Regions from separate parts of the Homo sapiens genome. Here region 2 is linked to region 1. Evidence: read pairs that join two places in POLR2A ChIA-PET (ENCODE). Cell type or tissue: GM12878. All regions are shown on one strand. Links, peaks and the distances in the headings refer to the core of each region. The heading gives the core; the rest is flanking DNA.

Region 1 (12,656 bases), core at 1,608-9,607:
GAGCCAGTAAACCAAGATGATGAACTAGCATTCTCAAATAACATCTTAAATTTCAAAATTTTCCATAGGGTTTGTAAAGGCAAATTTGGTACAGGAGGCATGGGAGTGGTGCAGGTTGCAGGGTCTGTGTGTCTTCGTTCTGATGGCTGTCTTTGGTAATTGCCCATCTAGAAGTCTGGTTGGTGTTATCTTTGGTTCAGCCTGGCAATTCCCCTTAGCAGGAAGCTTCTGCAATTGGGGCTCCATGCCTGGTTTGTTCCAAGATTAGCCACTGAAATTTCTAAAACAAAAATTTAATTAGGTAAGCATGGATTGCCAGAAGGGAGTATCTAGACAGGGAAGAAATAAAAGGGTAAGAGGGAAGGGAAGAAAGAAAAAGAAAGTGGATGATTAAAATATATTTTAAAAACTGAGGTCGTTTGTTGCAATAACCATTATTCATTTAATGTATCCATATGCTATAATACCTCAATACATTAATAATGCTTTAAACAATGATTATATTTTAGATCAGCTAAGAATCAGCCAGCCAATGGTTATCTTTTAGATCAGCAAAGAATAAGTCAAAGAAAATATTATTTTACCTTATTTTATTCCTTATCTAACATTCTTTCTTTCTTTATATAGACCTGAGTTTTTGACTTATGTCATTTTCTTTCCCTATAAAAAATTTATTTTAATATTTCTTGAAAGGAAGGTCTAGTGGTATTGAATGACCTGAGTTTTTGTTCATCTGAGAAAGTATTTCTCTTTTGCTTTAATTGACAGTTTTTTTGGATATAGAATTCTAAGTGTGTAGATTTTTTTCTTTCAAGATTTAAACACTTTTCTTTCACATTATTCTTACTCGCTTGATTTCTGACAAGATGTTTGTTATGATTTCTATCCCTGTTAATGTATAAATAGATATGTTTTCACCCTCTGGCTTTTTTCAAGATGTTGTCTTTGTCTTTGTTTTTCTACAGTTTGAATATGATACGGATAGATATATGGGGGTTGTTTTTGTTTGTTTCTTGTGTTTATCCTGCTAGTGTTCCTTGAGCTTCCTGCTACTTGAATTGTTTGTCTCTCATTAGTTTGAACATTTCTTGGCCTTGTTACTTCAAATATTTCTTTTGATACATTATCTTTTTCTTCTCTTTCTGGTATTCTAACAATGGGTATGTTTAATCGTTGCAATATTGTCCTACAGTCCTTGGATGTTCTGTTATGTTTTTATCATTGCTTCTTTTTTCCTTTTTTCTTCTCTTTTCTGTTTTTTTTTCCTTTTTGCATTTCAGTTTGGGAAGATTTTACTGACATATTTTCAAGTTTACTTATTCTTTTCTCAATATGTTCATTCTACTGATAATCCATCGAAAACCTTCTTTATTTTTGGTACATTGTTTTTTACTTCTAACACTTCTCTTTGCTTCATAGAGTTTCTATCTCCCTGCTTACATCTGTCTTTTTGCATGTTTTCTATTTTTTTGCATTAGAGCACTTAACATAATCATGATAATTATATTACATTTTATGTCTGACAATTACAACATTTTGATCATATCTAAGCCTATTCTAATAATTGCTTTGACTCTTCATACTGCATTTTTTATTGCCTTTTAGCATGCCTTGCAATTTTTTGTTGAAAACTAGACATGTGTCAGGCAATAGGAACTAACATAAATAAACTTTAATGTGAGTAAGGAGTTATGCTCATCTGGGTAGAAGTGAGGCTATATTTAATGTTTACTGTAGTTACAAATGGCAGAGACTTCATAATCCTTTAGTGTCCTTGTTTTTGTCTCACCTCTTAATTTTGGTCTTCTTTAAGTACTACATCTCAGAGATAGTCTGTGTTTTCAGCTTTCTCAGCTATAATTACTGATATTATATTGGACCCCTATTGGTATTATACAAGGAAGTGGGTGAGGGGCCTTTCTATAATTTTTAAATAAAATCTCATTTTTTTCTCAGCATGTGTTTTCAAGCTGTGACCATCAAAAGTGCTTTCCAGTGGTATAGCTTTTTATTTCCTCCTGCTACACACTGCCTTCCCTGAAACTCTGACCCCCTACTAATTATTCCCCAATCCTGCCCCTTAGGTTAGACAGAGAAGCTAGAGGGAGATGAAATCAGGCAGCGACCCCTCCCCCAGGGAGCCTGCGATAAGGCTCTGGCAAGTTCTTTTACTCCAGAGGTAAGCCTTTGTTTTGAGGAAGGCTTCGGCCGTAGTACACAATGATTGCTGTTTCCCAGCCCCTGCTAGATCTTTGAGGATATCTTTCTTGGATCTTCATCTTGAGAACTTAGTGAGATTCTTAGAGGAAACAACCAGGAGAGTAAGGGGAACCACCTCGCTCTGCACCCTCATGAATTTCTCTCTCAAACTAGTCCACATTCAGTCTCCATGAATACATCAAAATTAATATTTAAGTGTTTTGATCAGTTTAGGATTCCAGTGACTTCTGTTCCAGTTAGCACATACTAGCTGCACCTGGCTGGATATGTCTTTCTCTCCAGATTTCAGAAAAGTGATTTGCCCTGCAACTTCAATTCTCTGATTAGTCCAAAAATAAGTCATTGATTTTTTTTTTCTCCGTTTTTCTTGATGTAATTAGAAGAGTGGTGATTCCCAAGTGTTTTACATATCAGATTTAAAATCAAAAGTCACAAAAAAGTTTTAGATTTTGGGGACCTGGGTCAATAAAAGATGCTTCAACATTATAATGAAAATTGTTTGATGTTTTGAAATATTTATATTCTGGATTAGTAATTGGGTCAAAATGGAGTTAGAATGAGTCTTTTTATTCATCTATATATTTAACTGTATACACTGGAAGCAATAGAGATGTGACACATTGATCTTACAATTTCAAATTAATATTTAGGCCAATGATTGTCAATTTGTAGTCCCCAGGACTAGCCCTGTCAGCCTCACCTAGAAAATTTTTACAAGTGCAAATTCTTAGGCCCCACCCCAGACCTACTGAATTAAGAACTCAGAAGTTTGGCACCAAGGAGTCTTCATTTTTAACCAACCCTCCAAGAGGTTCTGATGCCCTCTTGAGTTTAAAAACCACTGATCAGCAGTAATGTTTAACCGTAATTATCTAGTCCAGTTATAATTTGACAATTAAATTGTCTGTTAGCTTTGTACCTGTTGTAAAAAAAAAAGACATTACTCAATTAGTCATTTTTAATGATTTTATTACTCTAGAGATTCTCTCCAAGAGTCACAAAATGAGCTCCTAAAATCATACAAAAATTTGAATGGGTGAATATAGAATGAAAGATTTACAAGTTTTGAGTCTTATTGGATTGGAAGGAAAAGCTTCATTTCAATTGATAAAATGTTTTTAAATTGAGATACTTTATATTAAATATTAATTTTTAACCTCTTTATTTTGAAATGATTTTATATTTGTAATAATAGCACAAAGAATTCCAACATAGCCATGACTTAGCTTAGACCCCAAATTAATATTTACAATAGCCATAGGGTAATTATCATAACTGGAAAGTTGAAAATGCTATTAAACTATAGATATTTAAATTTCACCAATTATCCCATAAATGTCCTTTTTCTAACCCAAGATGTAAACCAGGATTGCACACTGTATTTAGTTGTCATGTCTTCTTCTTTTTTTTTAAACTTGCTTAAGGTTTTCTCCTTTTTTTAAAAAAAAATTATACTTTAAATTCTGGGGTACATGTGCAGAACATGCAGGTTTGTTACATAGGTATACACGTGCCATGGTGGTTTTCTGCACCCATCAACCCATCACCTACATTAGGTATTTCTCCTCTTGCTGTCCCTCCCCTAGCCCCCCACCCCACAACAGGCCCCGGTGTGTTATGTTCCCCGCCCTGTGTCCATGTGTTCTCATTGTTCAGCTCCCACTTACAAGAGATAACGTGGTGTTTGGTTTTCTGTTCCTGTGTTAGTTTGATGAAAATGATGGTTTCCAGCTTCATCTATGTCCCTGCAAAGGACATGAATTCATCCTTTTTTATGGCTGCATAGTATTCTGTGGTGTGCCATTCCATATATGTGCCACATTTTCTTTATCCAGCCTATCATTGATGGGCATTTTGGTTGGTTCCAAGTCTTTGCTATTGTGAATAGTGCCATAATAAACATACATGTGCATGTGTCTTTATAGTAGAATGACTTATAATCCTTTGGATATATATCCTGTAATGGGATTGCCGGGTCAAATGGTATTTCTAGTTCTAGATCCTTGAGGAATTGCCACCCTGTCTTCCACAATGGTTGAACTAATTTACAGTCCCACCAACAGTGTAAAAGTGTTCCTGTTTTTTCACATCTTCTCCAGCATCTGTTGTTTCCTGATTTTTTAATGATCGCCATTCTAAGTGGCGTGAGATGGTATCTTAGTCTCCTGTCATTTTGGATAGTTCTTTGTCTCTTTGATTTTCATGGTCTTGACTTTTTTGAAGAATGCCAGCCAGCCAGTTACTTTGTAATATGTCCTTCAACTTAGGTTTGTCTAATGTTTTCTTATGGTTAAATTCAACTTATGCATTTTGGGGAAGAATAACATTGAAATGATACATGCCCTTCTGAGGATCATATCAATGTGCTATTATGGGTGCTGTTAGCTTTGATTACTTGGTTCAGATAATGTCTGCCAGATTTCTCCATTGTAAGGTTACTATTTTCCCCTTTATAAATAATAAGTATCTCATGGGAGAAATGCTTTGAAATTACAGAGATTCTCTTTCTCATGATACTTTTCCCATTAATTTAAAAAAATTCATTGACAATTCTTGTCTACAACAAGTATCACTGTAATGGTGATTACAACAAATGGTGATTTAAAAATATATGTATCATTTCTTCTGCACTTGTTAAATGGAATTCTACAGTAATTAAGAGATATTCTTTCTTCCCCTTTAAGATTTCATTCAATTATAATAACTATACTAGTATAAACTCGCAGAAAATTATTTTATTCTACTGGCTATACTCCATCACTGTCACTTATTTTATTGCTCAAATTGAACCAGATACAGCCACTGGGTACCTCAAATTGGCTACAGTGTCCTTTCAAAATACTTTCATCATTTTCTGAGCATGTCTTTACTTTCTGGCCCAAAAAAGTATTCAAGGCTCATTTTTTACTTTCTTTGTCCCAATTTTGGAAACAGCCATTTCTTCAAAACACAGGTTTGTTTTACTAAAGAATGATATTTAGAACCCAAGATCTGGGCAGTAAAAGTAATTGTGCTTATGCTACTAAATTGTCCTTTCTTCCAGACACTGTCAATGGAGAAAGCTCATAAATATATGTATACAAACTTACCTGCATCCATGTTTATTTTAAATTTTAACCCTTTCCTTATTGGTAACTACTTTCCATAAAAATATCTGGCTCTCATTTTCCACTGTGTGTGTGTGTGTGTGTGTGTGTGTGTGTGTGTGTGTGTGTGTATAATATATATATATTTGTTCATTGCTAAAATAGACAGTTTCAGAATTGCTAACCCATACCTCTTTGAAAAATAAATTACAGTCTAAAGTACTGTAAAGTCCTTATTGTTTTTCATTTGGACAGTTGTATATTTCCAGAATTTTGGATCTTTAATTTTGCTATTTAACTCATAGTTGAACATAGTCAACCCAAAGAGCTTCCATCCAGGTATAAAATTTTCCACTATTGCCACCTAATTTGTTGCAATTATGTAAAATTGTGTGTCTTACATTTCTCATAATCAAGCTTTCTTTATTTTTCTGGGTTTTTTCCCTCTCATTTTTATTTTAGAAGAGAACAAAGTGTAATAACATGTAAGCTCCACAAGGGCAAGAGTTTTGTTTATTTGTGTTTAATCTTGTTTTCTTTTTTGTTGAAGCCCTTGTGCCTGAAATAGAACTGAGCCTACACGTGCAATTCAATAAAAATCAGTTCACTAGATTATTGAAATAATTAGACAAACACTTGTATAACAATGACAATTCTGGCAAAATTAAGTTGTTGGTGGATATGCAATCACCACTGGTTGACAGCACTATAAAACATTCATACATTAGCTAATGTACAACTGTCTAAATTTGTCCTAAGTAAGGAAAGTTAATCATGTCGCTATGTAGTGCACAGAGCTTGACTTAGGGAAATCTCGGTATATCTATATAAGAAAACCATTAAATAGAATGTACAAGCCTAGTAAGTGCTCATCTATGATAACAAGATTAACATTTTGGGAATTGCAGTTCTGTTTAAAATAAAAAGTTGGGTTGGACCTCAGAGAACTTTGTCTTTAGAAAAAAGTGAATAGGATTGGAGTAATAGTGAAAGCAGAGAATGAAGTAGAGGCTGCTTCTACTTTCCCTGAGTGAAAGCCTCAGGGACAGTAGTAAGGTAAACATTAACCAAGAATAACTTGAGTGCTTTAGTGTTGAATGAAATCCTAAGTCATTGCCAAGTTAAGTAGTAAAGCAACATGTAGGAAATGTTGGTAATATTTTGTCTCTTTTTAAAGAAATGAGAACATTGAGATGAGTGCATTCTTAATGTCAAATAGCTATTCTGACTCTGGAATCCAGGCTTTTTCCCATTACTTAAAACATCCTCTTGCTTCTAAACTCTTGGTAATATTAATTATTAGATTGGAAATAGTGTCTAAAATTGCTCCCATGTTGGACTTTCAAAAACTCTAAGAAAACTACACTAGTAGCTGATTAAGGTTTTGTTTTGCTTTAAACTTATGTGTAAAGATTTTTGCTTAAGAATGTTGACTGTTTCAAAAGTATGTGAATTAAAATATGTAAATTTCATTCTTTTTCATAAATAGGAGTTTTTATAATGTGTCACAGTTTTAATGAGAAATTAAAAAGTGAGGGTGAAACTAAAATATTCACCAAAAATTGTTTCTTCTCTGGGGAAAAGGGAACCTATTTGAATAAAGTATGTTAACCCAGAATTCTGCTTTCCAGATATTCCTAGAGAGGAGAGATGACTTTACTGCTAATTGGGATGTTTTTCCTTTGAAGGTTTTAAGTGCCTCAGTTGAATTATAAAGAGAATAAGCATAAAAAAACGTGAAATATATTGTTTAAATTTATTGTGTTCCATTAGTCTCTCCTAGAGTATAATTGATTGTTTTAAGATAGTTAATCTCTCTCTCTCTCTTTTTTTTTTTTTTTTTTTTTTTTTTTTTTTTTTTTTTTTTGAGGTAGGAGTCTCACTCTGTCGCCCAGGCTAGAGTGCAGTGGAACCATCTTGGCTCACTGCAACCTCTGCCTCCAAGGTTCAAGCGATTCTCCTGCCTCAGCCTCCTGAGTGGCTGGGACTACAGGCACGTGCCATCATGCCCAGCTAATTTTTTGTAATTTTTAGTAGAGACGGGGTTTCGCCATGTTAGCCAGGATGGTCTCTATCTCCTGACCTTGTGATCTGCCTGCCTCAGTCTCCCAAAGTGCTGGGATTACAGGCACGAGCCACTGCACCTGGCCAAGATAGTTAATCTCTTGCAAACCAAAATATAGTTTTAATAAAATATGTCGAAGAATAAAAGACCAATTGACAGCATAGATTTGAAGTAGAAAATAACAAGAAATGTATTATTTCGGTCCTTCATTACTAAATCTTAATGTGTTTGTCTTAACTAAGACTTGGATATCATTTAGGTCATTTACGTATGTCTAAAATGATTAATCGGAATTTAAAAGTAATTGAATTTTGTACTTTTAGCAGAGAAGTTAGTATTTCCACATAATGATAGCTATAAACATGCAACAGGGTAATATCTAGAGACAAAAATTATTATTCTTCAGGAAAATTTTTAATGTTAACTTTTATTGATTTTTCTCATTGTTTCATTAATTGCCAGATTTTTAATGTTATATTCCCCCATTAGTAGAAAAGTAAGAAAAAAAGATGACAAAGATGCTCATGTGAAAAGATCCAAAGTGGAATAAACATCATTTATTTATAATAAAAAGAGTTAAATTCCTGGATACATAAATACAATAAATATTCAAAATATTATGTAATTTTGCTACTTTTAAACAATGCATAAAAGTAACTAACTCCTATATATACTAACAAATGAAATATGATTAATGAAAACAGTTATTGAAAGATTGATAACATTAATATAATCACAAGCACATGCTTTGAACATGTATTATAATGTAGTTACAAATTATTCTAATAAACTAGAGTCTAAATTATGAAAACATTAACTTCATACTTTGTGAAAAAGATAAGTTCACACTGGGTTTTGGCAATTTATTTTCCAAAAGAAATAGCAAATTGCCAAAAATAATTAGATGAATTATAATCCTCAACCATTTATGAATAATAGTTAAAAATAAAATTAATATTGCCTATTATGTACTCTAGGTATATCTTAAAGTACACATACAAAAACAAACACGAAAACAAAAATCCCTTCAAAGGACCAAATAAAAAGTTTAGATTAAAAAAAGATTCTTAAGCTATAACTTGCTATACCTAGTGCTCAGAATAAACAATTGCTGAAATTTTACTATGTGTGTGCGTGTTTATATGAAGGTATATATATTACATATACGTGTGTGTGTATATTCTCAATCATTTTGAAGTGAGCTATTGGTATCATGATACTTTATCATTAAGTAGTTCTGCAGGCATCTGCTAAGAATAATAACAACTGGACTGGGCCACAGTGCCTGGTTATTTGGTTAAACTTTATTCTTGGTGTCTGTGAGTGTATTTTTGGATAAGATTTACATTTGAATCAGTGAAACTTCAGTAAAGCAAATTGCCCTTCATAATATGGATGGGTCTCATTCAATCAGTTAAAGGTCTGAGTAATACAAAGGCTGACCTCCCCCAAGCAAGAGGAAATACTGCCAGCACACAGTCTTTGACTTGAACTTCAACATTGACTCCTTCTGGTTTACCAGCAGACTGCAGTTGAATTTGACCTCTGATATTTTTCCTTAGTCTCCTTCCTGCCAGCTTCCTTCATCAGATTTTGGACTGAACAAGCTTCCATAATTGATTTGTTTTGGCTCTGTATCCCCACCCAAGTCTCATCTTGAATTGTGCTCCCATAATTCCCATGTGTTATGGGAGGGACCCAGTGGGAGATAATTGAATCATGGGGGTGGTTTCCCCCATACTGTTCTCATGGTAGTGAATAAGTCTTACAAGATCCGATGGGTTTATCAGGGGTGTCTGCTTTTGCATCTTTCTCATTCTCTCTTGCTGCTGCCATGTAAGAAGTGCCTTTCATCCTCTGCCATGATTGTGAGACCTTCCCAGCCACGTAGGACTGAGTCGAATTAAACCTCTTTCTTTTGAAAATTCCCCAGTCTTGAGTATGTCTTTATCAGCAGCATGAAAACAGACTAATACAGTAAATTGGTACTAGTAGAGTGGGGTGTTGCTGAAAAGATACCCAAAAATGTGGAATTGACTTTGGAACTGGGTAACAGGCAGAGGTTGAAACAGTTTGGAGGGCTCAGAAGAAGACAGGAAAATGTGGGAAAGTTTGAAACCTCCTAGTGATTTGTTGAATGGCTTTGACAAAAATGCTGATAGTGGTATGAACAATAAGGTCCAGGCTAAGGTGGTCTCAGACGGAGATGAGGAACTTTTTGGGAACAGGAGCAAAGGTGACTCTTGTTATGTTTTAGCAAAGAGACTGACAGTATTTTGCCCCTGCCCTAGAGATTTGTGCAACTTTGAACTAGAGAGAGATGATTTAGGATATCTGGTGGAATAAATTTCTAAGCAGAAAAACATGCAAGAGGTGACTTGGGTACTGTTAAAAGCATTCCATTTTAAAAGGGAAACAGAGCATAAAAGTTCAGAAAATTTGCAGCCTGATGATGCAGAAGAAAAATAAAAGCATTTTTTGAGAAGAAATTCAAGCTGGCTGCAGAAATTTGCATAAGTAGCAAGGAGTCTAATGTTAATCCCCAAGATCCTGGGAAAAATGTCTCCAGGCCATGTCAGAGACCTTCATGACAGCCTCTCTCATCACAGGCCTGGAGGCCCAGGAGGAAAAAATGGTTTCATGGGCTGGGACCAGGGTCCTCATGCTGTGTGCAGCCTAGGGACTTGGTGCCCAGTATCCCAGCTGCTCCAGCCGTGGCTGAAAGAAGCCAATACACAGCTCGGGCCATGGCTTCAGAGAGTGGAAGCCCCAAGCCTTGGCAGCTTCCATGTGGTGTTGAGCCTGTGGGTGCACAGAAATCAAGAATTTAGGTTTGGGAACCTCCACCTAGATTTCAGAAGATGTACGGAAACGCCTTGATGCCCAGGCAGAAGTTTAATGCAGGGGCGGGGTGCTCATGAAGAACCTCTGCTAGGGCAGTGCAGAAGGGAAATGTGGGGTTGGAGCCCCCACACACAGAGCATCACCTACTGTGGCATCACCTAGCGGAGCTGTGAGAAGAGGGCCACCATCCTCCAGACCCCAGAATGGTAGATCCACTGACAGCTTGCACTGTTCACCTGGAAAAGCCACAGACACCCAATGCCAGCCCATAAAAGCAGCTGAGAGAGAGGCTGTACCCTGCAAAGCCACAGGGGCAGAGCTGCCCAAGACCATGGAAACCCACTTTTTGCATCAGCATGACCTAGATGTGAGACCTGGAGTCAAAGGAGAATATTTTTGAGCTTTAAAATTTGACTACCCAGCTAGCTGGATTTTGGATTTGCATGGGCCCTGTAACCCCTTTGTTTTGGACAATTTCTCCCATTTGGAACAGCTGTATTTACCTAATACCTGTACCAACATTGTATCTAGGAAGTAACTAGCTTGTTTTTGATTTTATAGGCTCATAAGTGGAAGGGACTTGCCTTGTCTCAGATGAGACTTTGGACTGTGGACTTTTGAGTTAATGCTGAAATGAGTTAAGACTTTGGGGGACTGTTGGGAAGGCATGATTGATTTTGAACTGTTGAGGACATGAGATTTGGAGGGGCCAGTGGCAGAATGATATGGTTTGGCTGTGCCCCCACCCAAATCTCATCTTTAATTGTACTCTCATAATTCCCATGTGTTGTGGGAGGGGCCCAGTGGGAAATAATTTGAATCATGGGGGCAGTTTCCCCCATACTGTTCTTGTGGTAGTGAATAAGTCTCACGAGATCTGGTGGGTTTATCAGGGGTTTTCACTTTTGCATCTTCCTTATTCTGTCTTGCTGCCACCATGTAAGAAGTGCCTTTTACCTTCCGCGATGATTGTGAGATCTTCCCCAGCCACATGAGTCAAATTAAACCTCTTCCTTTTGTAAATTGCTGAGTCTCTGGTATGTCTTTATCAGCAGTATGAAACGGACTAATATAATAATCATAAAAGCCAAGTCCCAACAATAAATCTCTGTGTGTGTACATGTATATGTATACATATATATACATCTATTTATAGATACACATAGAGATATATCTGTATAGATATGTATCTATCTATCTACACATCCTCTTCATTATGTTTCTCTGGAAAACTCTGACTAATGCAAACATCATCATATATTTAAAATTACCATATAGATTAAGCATCCCTAATCTAAAATCTGAAATCTGAAGTGCTCCAAAATCCAAAACTCCTTGAATACTGACATGACACCAAAAGTGGAAAATTTTACACCTGACTTTATGTGATGAGTCACAAAATATAGATGCACAACACAGTTTGTTTAGTGCCTCCAAGGGATAAAAGACCGTCTCAGCTTCCTTTAGCTGTGAGATTCCCCCAGGGAACACATGCACAAACGGTAACAAAACAGCATGTTTGCAGGCTGGTCATACCAACAGCAGGTTCCCCAATGCCCCACATAGGACCAAGACCTAATGTATTACTCACTGTTTTGTGTGTGTTGTGTTGTTTTTTGTTTTGTGTTGTGTTGTGTTTTGTGTTGTTTTGTTTTGTTGTTTATTCTCTATTCTGTAGTATAAGAGTATTGTTGAGATGTTAAAAAGGCCTGCAGATACTACTGTGATAACAAAAAGAGGCGGCATTTATGTTTATCTATAGCACAGAAAGTCAAGCTGTTGGAGAATCTGGACAGTGGCATAAGTGTGAAACATCTCAGAAGAGTATGGTGTTGGAATGACCACCATGTGTGACATGAAGAAACAGAAGAATAAACTGCTAAAGTTCTATGCTGAAATTGATGAAGAGAAGTTAATGAAAAAACAATTTTTTAAACCACATAAACCTAAAAATGAAGATCTCAATTGTGTATTCAAAGAGTGGATCCATCAGCATCACAGTTAATACATGTACCTTAATCGTATGCTAGACATGAAGCAACAAAAATCTATCACCATGAACTGAAGACTGAAGGGAATTGTAAATATCCAACAGGCTGCATGAAGAAATTTTAAAAAAGACATAACATTAATTTTTTCAAAGATTTTTGGTGACAGAGCATCTGCTGATCATGAAACTGTGGAGAAATTCATTGATGAGTTAGCTAAGGTCATTGCTGATGAAAATAAAACACCAGAACAAATCGATAATTCTGATGAAATATGACTATTTTGGCATTGTTGCCCTAGAAAGACATTGAGTAGAGCTGATGAGACAGCTCCTACAAGAATGAAGGATGTCGAGGACAGAATAACCATGCTGGGATGTGCTAATATGGCAGACACACTTAAGTGAAAATTTGCTGTGATAGACATAACCTTGCATCCTCACTGCTTTCAAG
Region 2 (12,656 bases), core at 2,218-10,217, 110 kb before region 1:
GAAATTTAAAGTAGTTTTTTTTTTTCTAATTCTGTGAAGAAAGTCATTGGTAGCTTGACGGGGATAGCATTGAATCTATAAATTACTTTCGGCAGTATGGCCACTTTCATGACATTGATTCTTCCTAACCATGAACATGGAATGTTTTTCCATTTGTTTGTGTCCTCTCTTATTTCCTTGAGCAGTGGTTTGTAGTTCTCCTTGAAGAGGTCCTTCACATCCCTTGTAAGTTGGATTCCTAGGTATTTTATTCTCTTTGTAGCAATTGTGATGGGAGTTCACTCATGATTTGGCTCTCTGTTTGTCTGTTATTGGTGTATAGGAATGCTTGTGATTTTTGCACATTGATTTTGTATCCTGAGACTTTGCTGAAGTTGCTTATGCGCTTAAGGAGATTTTGGGCTGAGACGATGGGGTTTTCTAAATATACAATCATGTCATCTGCAAACATAGACGATTTGACTTTCTCTCTTCCTATTTGAATACCCTTTATTTATTTCTCTTGCCTGATTGCCTGGCCAGAACTTCCAACACTATGTTGAATAGGAGTGGTGAGAGAGGGCATCCTTGTCTTGTGTCAGTTTTCAAAGGGAATGCTTCCACTTTTTGCCCATTCAGTATGATATTGGTTACAGGTTTGTCATAAACAGCTTATTATTTTGAGATACATTCCATCAATACCTAGTTTATTGAGAGTTTTTAGCATGAAAGGGTGTTAAATTTTATCAAAGGCCTTTTCTCCATCTATTGAGATAATCATGTGGTTTTTGTCATTGGTTCTGTTTATGTGATGGATTACGTTTATTGATTTGCGTATGTTGAACCAGCCTTGCATCCCAGGTGTGAAGGCAACTTGATAGTGATGGATTAGCTTTTTGATGTGCTGCTAGATTTGGTTTGCCAGTATTTTATTGAGGATTTTGGCATCAATGTTTATAATGGATATTGGCCTGAAATTTTCTTTTTTTGTTGTGTCTCTGCCAGGCTTTGGTATCAGGATGATGCTGGCCTCATAAAATGAGTTAGGGAAGATTTCCTCTTTTTCTATTGTTTGGAATAGTTTCAGAAGGAATGGTACCAGCTCCTCTTTGTACCTCTGGAAGAATTTGGCTGTGAATCCATCTGATCCTGGGTCTTTTTGGTTGGTAGGCTATTAATTACTGCCTCAATTTCAGAACTTGTTATTGGTCTACTCAGGGATTCAACTTCTTCCCGGTTTAGTTTTGGGAGGGTGTATGTATCCAGGAATTTATCCATTTCTTCTAGATTTTCTAGCTTATTTACATAGAGGTGTTTATAGTATTCTCCAATGGGAGTTTGTATTTCTGTGGGATCAGTGGTGATATCTGCTTTATTATTTTTTATTGTGTCTGTTTGATTCTTCTCTATTTTCTTGTTTGTCTGGCTAGCGATCTGTCTATTTTGTTGATCTTTTCAAAGAAAACTAGCTCCTAGATTCATTTATTTTTTGAAGGGGTTTCCTTGTCTCTATCTCCTTCAGTTCTGCTCTGATCTTTGTTATCTCTTGTCTTCTGCTAGCTTTTGAATTTGTTTGCTCTTCCTTCTCTAGCTCTTTTAATTGTGATGTTAGGGTGTCAATTTTAGCTCTTTACAGCTTTCTGCTGTGGGCATTTAGTGCTATAAATTTTCCTGTAAACACTGCCTTAGCTGTGTCCCAGAGATTCTGGGACATTGTGTTTCTGTTCTCTTTGATTTCAAAGAACTTACTTATTTCTGCCTTAATTTCGTTATTTACCCAGTTGTCATTCAGTAGCAGGTTGTTCAGTTTCCATGTACTTGTACAGTTTTGAGTGAGTTTCTTAATCCTGAGTTCTAATTTGATTGCACTGTGGTCTGAGAGACTGTTTGTTATTATTTCCATTCTTTTGCATTTGCTGATGAGTGTTTTACTTCCAATTATGTGGTCAGTTTTAGAATAAGTGAGACGTGGTGCTTAGAAGAATATATTCTGTTGATTTTAGGTGGAGAGTTCTGTAGATGTCTATTAGGTCTGCTTGGTCTAGAGCTGAGTCCAATCCTGAATATCCTTGTTAATTGTATGTCTTGTTGATCTGTCTAATATTGACAGGGGGGTATTAAAGTCTCCAACTATTATTGTGTGGGAGTCTAAGTCTCTTTGTAAGTCTCTAAGGACTTGCTTTATAAATCTGGGTGTTCCTGTATTGGGTGCATATATATTTAGGATAGTTAGCTCTTCTTGCAAAAATATATACAAACTATTTTTTCCTTGAGAAATGAATTATTTAATATAAATATAGGGTTCCTCTGAAGATTTAATCATTTGAGCTATCTTTTTTAGTTATTGTGGCTAATTCAGTGTTTGACTGCAATTGAGAAGTACAATTACATCTTCCTGCATTTTCCCTTAATTATTAGGCATAATCATTGTGTGATAGAGCAGTAAATTCCTTTTCATAGCTTTGGGGATAGGATGCAGAGCAAAGAAAATAAAAATTAGGTTGAGACATGCTAATATTCATAGTGATTTTAATGATTAAAAATAGGTCAAAATATTTCTGGTGTCCATAGCCAACAATCTGTAATACATGAGTATATTGGAAAGAAATGCCAAAAGAATAAAAATCTTTAAAGCCTTCAGAGATAAGGGTCAATCTTGTGAATAATAATCCCAGAAAATAAAAGGACTTTTATTTTGGGAAAATTCTGGGACTAGTAACTTTGTTAGGGTGCACGTGGCCACAAAGTAAGAATTTTTAACCTAAATACAAGGGAAAGGATTTGAAGCCTAGAAAGAAAGATTATTCTTTCACTACTAAATTAATCAGAATAGCTATGATAGTGTTTTAATAGGAAGTAAACATGAAGATTTAGCAAGTAAGATCTGTGAGAGAGATATCAAAACTTTGTTATCATCATACCCTATGTTTTTATTGATGAATAATATCCCATTGCATGATGAAGCCATAATTTGTCTTTCTATTCTCCAGTTGATGACCATCTAGGTTGATTCCAGTGTGGCACCCTTTGGAGAAAGCTACTATTTTATTTTAACTTGTCTGTTCACTATATGACACTCTACACAATGAACTCATTAAGAGAAAATGCTTAGTGATCATTATTTTGAAAATGGAATACCTAGAATTGTCCCTGGTATATAGTACGTAATCAGCAAATATTCAATTGAAGTAGAATTTATACCTCTATAACCTGGTTTATTTGAAGAATTTCCTTGCTGAAAGTTAGTTAATGCTGTAGGTACTGGGAGGTGATACCACATTATGTCCCTTTGAGGCAGACTATCGTATTCCTCTATTTACTACCTAAGTTGCCTTGGGGAATTTTCTTACATTTCCCTGGGCCTTGGTTTTCTCATCTAAAATATGATGATAATTATATAATATATCTGTTTAATTTATGATTAATTGAATTTTGCCCAGAATTTAATAAGTACTCAACAAATGTTAGTTATCTGTAAGTGTTAGTTACCCTTCAAATATATGACTAAGCCTATTACATGAAGAAAATGTTGAGAATAGTGCCCTCAAAAAATGTGGAAGGAAATTTAAAGGCACCAAGTATAGCCAACACAATATTAAAGGAGAAGAATAAAGTCATAGGACTAACACTACTCAATTTCAAGGCTTACTATAAAGCTGTGGTAATCAAGACAGTATGTATTGGCAACAGAACAAACGAGTATCAGTAGGATAGAATAGAGAGCCCAAAAATAGACCTACATAAATATAGTCAACTGATCTTTGACAAAGGAGCAACAGCAATACAATGAAGAAAAGATAGTTTTAACAAACATTGCAGAACAGCTGGATATGCACGTGTGGAAAAAAGGAGTCTAGACACAGAACTTACATTGTTCAAAAAGAAAACTGAAAATGAATCCTAGACTAAATGTTAAATACAAAAAATATATACAACTTTTGTCCTAGAAGATAAAATAAGAGAAAATCTACATGACTTGGGCATGGATATGACTACTTTTTAGATACAACACCAAAGTCATGATCCATGAATGAAAGAATTGATAAGCTAGACTTCATTATAATTCAAAACTTCTGATCATGAAAGACATAGTCAAGAGAGGGAGAAGACAAGCAACAGACTGGAAGAAGACAAGCCACAGACTGGAAGAAAATCTGATAAAGGACTGTTATCTGAAATATACAAATAACTCATAAAATTCAACAATAGGAAAACAAACAAACTGATTTTAAAATGTACAAAAGATCTGAACAGACACCTCACCAAAGAAGATGCTCGACATCACATGCCACTCAGAAAATGCAAATTAAAAGAATGAGATACCACTACATAACTATTAGAAAGGCCAAAATTCAAAACACTAACACCACCAAAAGCTGGTGAGGATATGGAGCAAAAAGAACGTTAATTGTGCATAGGATTGCAAAACTTTATAGCACTTTGGAAGAAAGTTTGGCACTTTCTGATAAAACTAAACATACTCTTGTCATATGATCCACCAAACATCTACCTTTGTATTTACCCAAAGAGGTTGAAAACTTAAGTCTACAAGAACACCTACACACAGATGTTTATAGCAGCTTTATTTATAATTGCCAAAATTTGGAAGCAAACAAGATGTCCTTCAGTAGGTGAGTGAATAAACTGGTGCACCCAGACAATGAAATATTTCTTAGCACTAAAAAATGAACTATCAAGCCATGAAAATACATGAAAGAATCTTAAATGCATATTATCGAGTGATAGAAGCCAATCTGAAAGGTCTAAATACTATATGGTTCCAAATATCTGACCTTCTGGAAGAAGGCAAAACTAAGGAGACAGTAAAAAGATCAGTGGTTGCCAGGGCTTATGGGAAGGGGGGGATTAATAGACAAAGCACAACATATATTTAGGGCAGTGAAACTATTCTGTATGACACTATATGGGTAGATACATGTCATTATACATCTTTTTCCAAACTCATGGAATGTACAAAACCAAGATTAACCCTAATGTAAACTTTGGATTTTAATGATATGCCAATGTAGTTTCATTGATTGTAACCAATGTACCACTTTGGTGCAGGATGTTGATAGCAGGGGTGCTTATGAGCTTGTGAGGGCAGGGGATACCTGGAAACTCTGTACTTTTGCTCAGTATTGCTGTAAACCTGAAGTCTATTTAAAATGAGAGGGGGAAAAGGATATACTCTTTGGAGGAGTGAAAGCCTTGCTGTCCTGTGCGGCAACAGAGGAAAGTTATTCTAGTGGACCGACAACCAGCTCAAGGAATTTTTTGTAAACTATGCTTGATCAATTTGAAAAAATGAAAAATTCACATTAAATTAAAATATAATAACGAAATCTTTGTATCCCTTTTTAGTGCATGTATCATTAACTTTTTTTTCAAAACAATTCATATTGAAAAATAAAAATCTGCCAAGGATAGGAAATGAAACATTAACTTATTTTAATGTTATTTTTAAAAAGAAAGAAATCTTCCATTATAAAACAACTAGAAAGAATGACTAATAAGCATAGTTTAAAATGCAGAGTTGATAAAGTCAGGTAAATTTCTAGGGTCATGTGAGCAATGGGCCACAAGACTTGAAACAGAAATGTTCATGTAAAAATAGGACTCTTAAAAAAATGTCCACATGCAGTGAATGAATGAACTACTTGTAAATAGACATGACCAGGTGATGTGTCTTAGGTTTATTTGGCTCTTGGTTTGAAAACAAAATAGTCTAATCTTTTGGGAAAACAATGGAGGAAAATTAATAGAGCTATGAGACCTCAGATTTAAGAAACACAGTGAATCCTACACAGGATAATTTTGTTTGCAAAAATTCACTCTTGCATACATTACTATGTATAAAACTGCAGATAACCACAAACTGATTATATTAAAAGAAAAAACAGCCAGAAAGATGAGACAGATCACCCTTATGGAACAAGAGTTTGTCCGACAGCAAACCTCTCAATAGTCACCAAGTGAGAAGGCAATACAATAATAGCTTCACGACTCTGAGGGCAAATGCTGAAAAATATAGATTTATATAATCAGAAAAATTATCGTGCAAGAAAGAGGGTTTTCTTCTGGCAAACACACCAAAAACATTTACCACCCTAATGAAGGGACTTAAAGGAAGTACTTAGACAAAAGAAAATTGCTAGAAGATAATTGAAAGGGAATACTAAAAATAGAAGTGCAATTTATTTTTAATAACTTAGAGACTTTTAGCAATTTTTCCCCAAATCACATTGTAATAGATAAGTCATATTCTTAAGTAATCAATAGTCAGGAACTATTATTACCAATTTTTAAGAAGAAAGAGAAGCATGGGACAGTTAAAATAAATTTGCCAAAATTAAGAGTTAGTTTTGCTCTTATGTGTAGGAAACAACGGGGTTGTTTCCAGTTGTTTCTATTAAAGGTAATGCTGCTATAAATATTTTCGTTATATTTTTCATATACCCATGTACTCATTTCTTTTCGATACATCACTAGGAGCAGAATTACTTGGTCATAAGGTATATTTATATTAACATTACACTATTTCCAATATTTATAAAATAATAACAAATCTCTAGAAGGCTCGAATCATGAAATGATTGTCTCTTAAATGTCCTTAATTCATATCCTCTTCCAATGTACATTGAGTTTCTTTGTTGTGCTATTGCTCAGTTCCATATCAATTATTTACATTAAAACTATTAGGTGAAAATAATATTTGTTGAGTGCTTAATATGTACTCCAGACTGCTAAACACTTTACAAGTATTAACTCCTTTAGTGTTCATAATAATTATCTATTATTCCCATTTCACAGGTAACGAAGCTGAGACTCAAATAAATGAATACATTCCCCATGGTCAGATATCTAAGAAATGGAAAGCACTGCAAGATATAAATCAGTGAATATGGCACTTCTTGGAGATCATTTCAGTAGGTCAGGTCATCTCTGGAAAGAGTGATTAGCCAAATCAATGCACAGAGACACATATGAATTGCAATATTTATAACAAACTGTGTTAAGACAGAGACTATATTGTAATAAAGGAACCTCAAAATATTATAGCTTAAATAAGACAGAAATTAATTTCTCTTTCATCTAACAGTCCAGTGATCCACAGCCAGCATGGTAGCTCTGCCATCTAGAACATGTGGTTGCCAAGGTTTCCCAGACATTGCTATTTCCCAGCAGGAAGTAAAAGTGAAAGTAACATACAGGAAGTAAATCGGACCCATTACTTCTGCTATGAATAACTGGCCCAAACTTAATCACACAGCCATATGTAGAGCTGAGGCAGGCTAGAAAATGTAGTCAGAAGATTGGCCAAAAGGAGTCAGACATGTGTCCAGCTAACATTCAGAGGATTCCATTACTAAAAGGATGAAAACAATGAATATGAAGAAAAATTCATTTACTAGTCAAATCTGTTGAAAACGTAAGACACATGCAAAGATGTAAGAGGAAACAGCCAGAAAACAGGTTAAAATCCAACAGGCAGAGGCTGAAGACAGTGACTTAATACAGTAGTTAATGACAAGTCTTTAAAAAAATAATTGAAATATAACTAAGACAAAATGCACAAAATATAAGTATAAAGTTTAATGAATGTACACATTAAACACTTCCACATACGGATCACCAAGTTCCAGAAATAGAAGAGTAGCAGCACCCCTACAAGCTCCCTTTGACTGTTTTTTAATCACTAATCTTGCTTATCTCCCCAGAGATAGCTACTACCTTAGCTTCTCAACATAGACTCGTGTTGCCTATTTTGTTATGTCATTATGTTTGTGGGATTCATACATGCTGTAGTGTGTAGAAGTACTTTTTTTATTGTTGCATAGTATTGCATAGTAAAATATGCAATAAGTTATTTAACAATTTTTTTCAGGAAAAACATTAGAGTCATTTATGTTTTTTAACTATTAGAAATAATACTGCTATAACGGTTTCATTCGTGTTTTTTTTGTGCACCCATCACTCATGTCATATACTATTGCTATATATATATATATCTTTGTAAAATGTGCTAAATAGTTTTTCCCAAGTGGGTGTGTTAACTAAATGTCTCTCTAGCAGTATACTAACATTCTGATTGCTCAACATTCTCACAAACTCTTTGGAATGGCATTCTCTTTCATTGTTGTCATTCTGATACATGTGTGGATAGTGGTTTTAATTTTAATTTCTCTGATGACTACTGAGGTTGTGGATCCTTTCTTACATTTATTAGTTATTTAGACGCCCTCTTTTGTTGAATATCTCTCTTAGTCACTTGCCCAATATTTTATTGGCTGGTCTCCCTTTTTCTTATAGTTCTCTATAAAGTCTGAATACGAATCTTTTGCCAATTTGTAACTTTCTTCTTAGTAAAGAGTTTTTGAATTTTTGAATGAAAGGATGACAAGAGTAGCTCCATACTTCGAAAAAATAAATCTGCCACAAATACGTGAAAGTTGGTCAGAGAGATGTTAAAAATGTAACATATATATATATATTTGAAAAATATGAGAATCTAATTTAGACAGAGGAAAACAACAATGAAAAGAAAGAAAAATGTTGAAAGGTATATTTTATAAAGAATCACTGATTTATTCAATAAATCAGAGAAACCTTGATAACTGAGTTGGAAAATTATGAGATACAGACCATTCATGAAGGATACTAATAACTTGATAAAACAAGGCAGTCAATATTGGCTTAGTTGTGAATGCAGGAAAACTGAAGTTTGGAATTACAGTCATGCATTGCTTAATGAGGGGGATATATTCTGAGAAATGCACTGTTAGGTGATTTCCTTATCATGCAAACATCATAGAGTGTTCTTGCACAAACATAGATGGCATAGACTACTACACACCTAGGCTGCATGGTATATTGCTTCTAGGTTACAAACCTATACAGCATGTTACGGTACTGAATATTGTAGGTAATTTTAATACAGTGGGTATTTATATATTTAAATATAGAAAAGGTATGTAAAATATAGTATTATCATCTTATGAGACCATCATCATATACACTACTCATCCTTGACCAAAACATTATTATGCAGGACAAGATTGTACTAAGGAGTGTTTCCTATTGAATTAGCAAGACATAAAGAAAATCACCAAGTAGTAGCAAGTCTCAACTTTTTCCAGCTTAAAGGTATTCTATTATTCTTGTCATGATTAAAAACTTCATATCCATTTTCTTTCTAATCACTGTAACAAGAAAAACAAAATGATTTAATGCAGGCTCAAAGAAAGCAAGATTAAGAAATCAGAAAGGAACAGAAAATGCTTTCCTATAGAAGGGTTTCCCCAAGAAGGGAGATTTGATGAGCAACTATTTTGGATGCCTGTTTGTCAGAATATTTCCCATTTCCTTCCATGCCAGACATGATGCCTTTCCTCTTCTGATTCTTAGTCTTACTAACAAGTTACAAGGAAAGGCTGCAGAACTTCCCGTGCATTATATTAAAATGTTTACCAGAGTAAGATCTTACATCCTCTATCATTTTCCATCAGCAGCAACATCATAATCTAAAATTTACTGAGACTTGCCATATACTGTGTGTTATATGCATTATTTAATCCCCATAATATCCTGTAAATAATTATTATTACTGTTATTCCTATTTTGTAGCTGGAGAAAATGAAACAGAAAGGTTAAACAATTTGCCCAAGTGACACTGCTAGTAAGTCATTGGAGCATGGCTATGAACCAAGGCAGCTTAACTCTGGAGCCTACTTTCTTAACTATTGTTCTCTACCTTCTCCTTGTCAGGTAACATGTAACTATCATTCAGTTAAGGTTCTAAAAGTATAAGAACCATAAAAATAGGATTTATCGGTAAGGACTTGGGATGTGGAAAGCTCCATATGGCATGGAGTGCTCTAAGGACAGAAATGAGACTGACACACAATAGTGAGTGATAAAGACAAAAGATCACTGAAAATACCTCACGTCTGTTCACTCGTCTCCCTCTCTACTTCCATACCACTGTCATCGCTGATCCGGAACACTTCCATTGTCATTAATATCCTCTCCACTTCCAAACTGTCACCATTCCAATTCATTCTCCACCCTACAGCCTAATGATCATCTATAAGTATGAAACAGTTCAGCCACTCTTAATAAAAACATTCAATGGCTTCCTGCTGCACATAGTATAAAATCCAAATTCCTCATCATGGCCCACAGAGTCATACAAAATCTGTCCCCTGCCTCCTTCCCACACTCACTACACCCCACTGTCCCCTTCTCATCACGTATATTGGCTTTTACGTCATTTTCTTGAATACAGGAGGCCCTCCCCCACTGCAGGATCTTTGTGACTGCTATTATCTCTGCCTGACATGTTTTTTTTCTCCAGCAACTTACATGTTTGGCTTCTTCTCATTCTTCATTTTGGTTTAACACATAAAACTTTTTTGGACCATCCTGTGTAGAGTACTCTTCTCAGCTCTTCTTTATCATATAACACCTGGCTTATTTCTGTAGTAGAATTTACCAAAAGCTGGAATTATATTACTTGGTCATAAATACATTAATCTTTCTTTTCTACTAGAATTAAGCTTCATGACACTGTCTGGCATATGGTAGATGCCAGTAAGAAAATTTCATTAGATAAATATATACCTCAATAAATGGCCCTCATGCTTCTGATCTTGTGTAAGTAGGGGCATAGGGTCATTAACTGAGATAGAAAATACAATAAGAAAATCAAATTTTGGATAGGAAAATAGTTCAGTGAGTCACAGGTTGAATTTGAGATGCCTGCAGGTAAGATATATAGAATTGTCCATGAAGTAGCTCAGAAAAAAGGTCTAGAGCTCAGAGAAAAGTTTGCACAAGATAACACAGATTTAGAAGACAAGAAAATAAGATGGCAGATAAAACAATTGATGTGGATGAAAAGGCCCAGGAAAATATGCAGAATGAAAAAAAAAAGCAGATCAAAATACAGTATCAAAAAAGGAAAAGAGAAAAGTAAAAAGACTGAGAAGGGACCTTCAAATAGGTCAGAGAGCACAAGAAGATGGGAAGAGATTATCAAGGAAAATGAGAAGTTAGATCAAGAGCGTCAAATTCTTATAAGAGGTTAAGTAGGATGACAAATGAAAGGGACCATTCGATTTGGTATTTAGGAATCCAGGTGACCTTTGGGAGAGGTAGGAACAGGGTAGATAGGACATTGAAGATAAACATGTTTCGAATTCATAGCTTTACCTAGGGCTTGCACTATATCAAAATCTCTTTTAGTGGCTTTGAAAACACCATGACACAGAAAGTGTGACAAAATGAAATTATTAAGTATCCCACCTATCAGCTTTAAAAAAAAGAAATAGTTATCTTGCATTGTTGGGATTTTCTAAAGAGGTAGTATCAAAGTCAGCTGAAAAGGCTTGTCTATTCAAACTTGCAGAACTATGTAAGGAAACTCATGATTATCAGTAGCAAAAGCTACCGGGGTGCTTTCAGAGAATGAAAGCTTTACCATATATACACTCAACAGAAAAGAAATTTGAGAGCAAGGGGTTGTGACCAACAGTAGTTCACAGAGCCTGCCAGGGTATGGCTGGCAATTCAAGATCACAGATGCCTCCATTTGCTCTAATCAGGGAGAGTCTTTTTTACTAAGTGCATTTACGTCGGTAGTCAGTAGAGATGCATCTATGCACTAAATCTTGCACCTGAGCTGAGTGTAAGTAGTCGAATATTTAATTTACCCCCCACCCTCGAGTTCAAAAACAGAGCCATGTGGAAATAAATCCCCTTGCAAAGTCAAAAACTGACCTCAAACACAGATGGATTAGAGCCCAGAAAAGAGATTTTAGCACTGGCATATAGAACTGGAAATGAGATGGGAAAAGAAGGGGTTTCTAAACAGCTCGTTTTTACGTACTATGTATCCCAGATATCCTGACACAGAATTGTTCTACTCATTTGTCAAAAAGTGTTTATTTCAGGGGTGCTTAGCAGCAAGAGAACATTCCTATAAATAGCTATATATCCTTCTAATGAAAACTAGGGATTCTACATATCTGCTGTAATACAAGAAACACGCTACTTTTAAAATATATTTCTTCTGATAATTAAATAGGGCCCAGGACAGTGTTTTGTAGAATTAAACCAGCTGTCTGCTAATAGAAGAGGCGTGGCAGACGGTATAAAAGGAAGCGTTTTCCATCCTCTAGACCATTTACTCTGGAAGATGCTGAGATACAAAATGTAGAATGGAAAGCCAAATAAAGGCAGGCATGGTAATGGAACAAGGACAAATGTTGGACGTCTGCCCTCTCACTTCCTGTTTGTGGGAGACAAGCGGTGGCAGCTGCTGGGTTAGAGTCCCTGGAAGAGATGCTGGGGCAAAAGAGAGCTCGGGTTGCTGTTTCTACTTCAGCGGCGGCGGCTGGAGCAGCGGGTACAGGTGAGGTTGCCCTGGCGGTGTCCATAGCAACGCTGGAGGGGGTGGCAGGGAGAAAGGCGCCCTCCACCCTGTCAGCCTCCTCCTCGCCTCCCCCGACCTGCAGGCGCGCTAAGCGCTCCGGGCGCCGCGCTCCGCGAGGGGGAGCAGTGCTCCCAACCCGCGACCCTCCGCCTCAGACATCACAGTTGCCGCGGCAACGGCCGGAGGAGGAAGGCCAAGGCTTTTCTCCCGCTGACGTCCCCCGCCACCAGTACCCAGAGTG

Evidence for each region. ChIA-PET counts read pairs that join two places held together with the same protein. Peaks named below come from ENCODE experiments on the same cell type or tissue, not always from the same donor. Only the 100,000 strongest peaks of a DNase experiment are listed, where the experiment ranks them.
Region 2: POLR2A ChIA-PET joins it to region 1 with 8 read pairs; 2 of 35 experiments call an interaction of 5 or more read pairs at or near these places.

What each region holds. Positions count from the first base shown.
Region 1 is chr18:34,256,225-34,268,880 of GRCh38, forward strand. No RefSeq gene overlaps it. Among named protein-coding and RNA genes, the nearest start is that of NOL4, 38 kb to the left of the region's middle. In GM12878, for the core only: no CTCF peak of the experiment used is centred there; a DNase peak (open chromatin) is centred at 6,326.
Region 2 is chr18:34,146,717-34,159,372 of GRCh38, forward strand. All of the region lies in intron 1 of NOL4 (nucleolar protein 4), which reads right to left. Among named protein-coding and RNA genes, the nearest start is that of NOL4, 72 kb to the right of the region's middle. In GM12878, for the core only: no CTCF peak of the experiment used is centred there; a DNase peak (open chromatin) is centred at 7,195.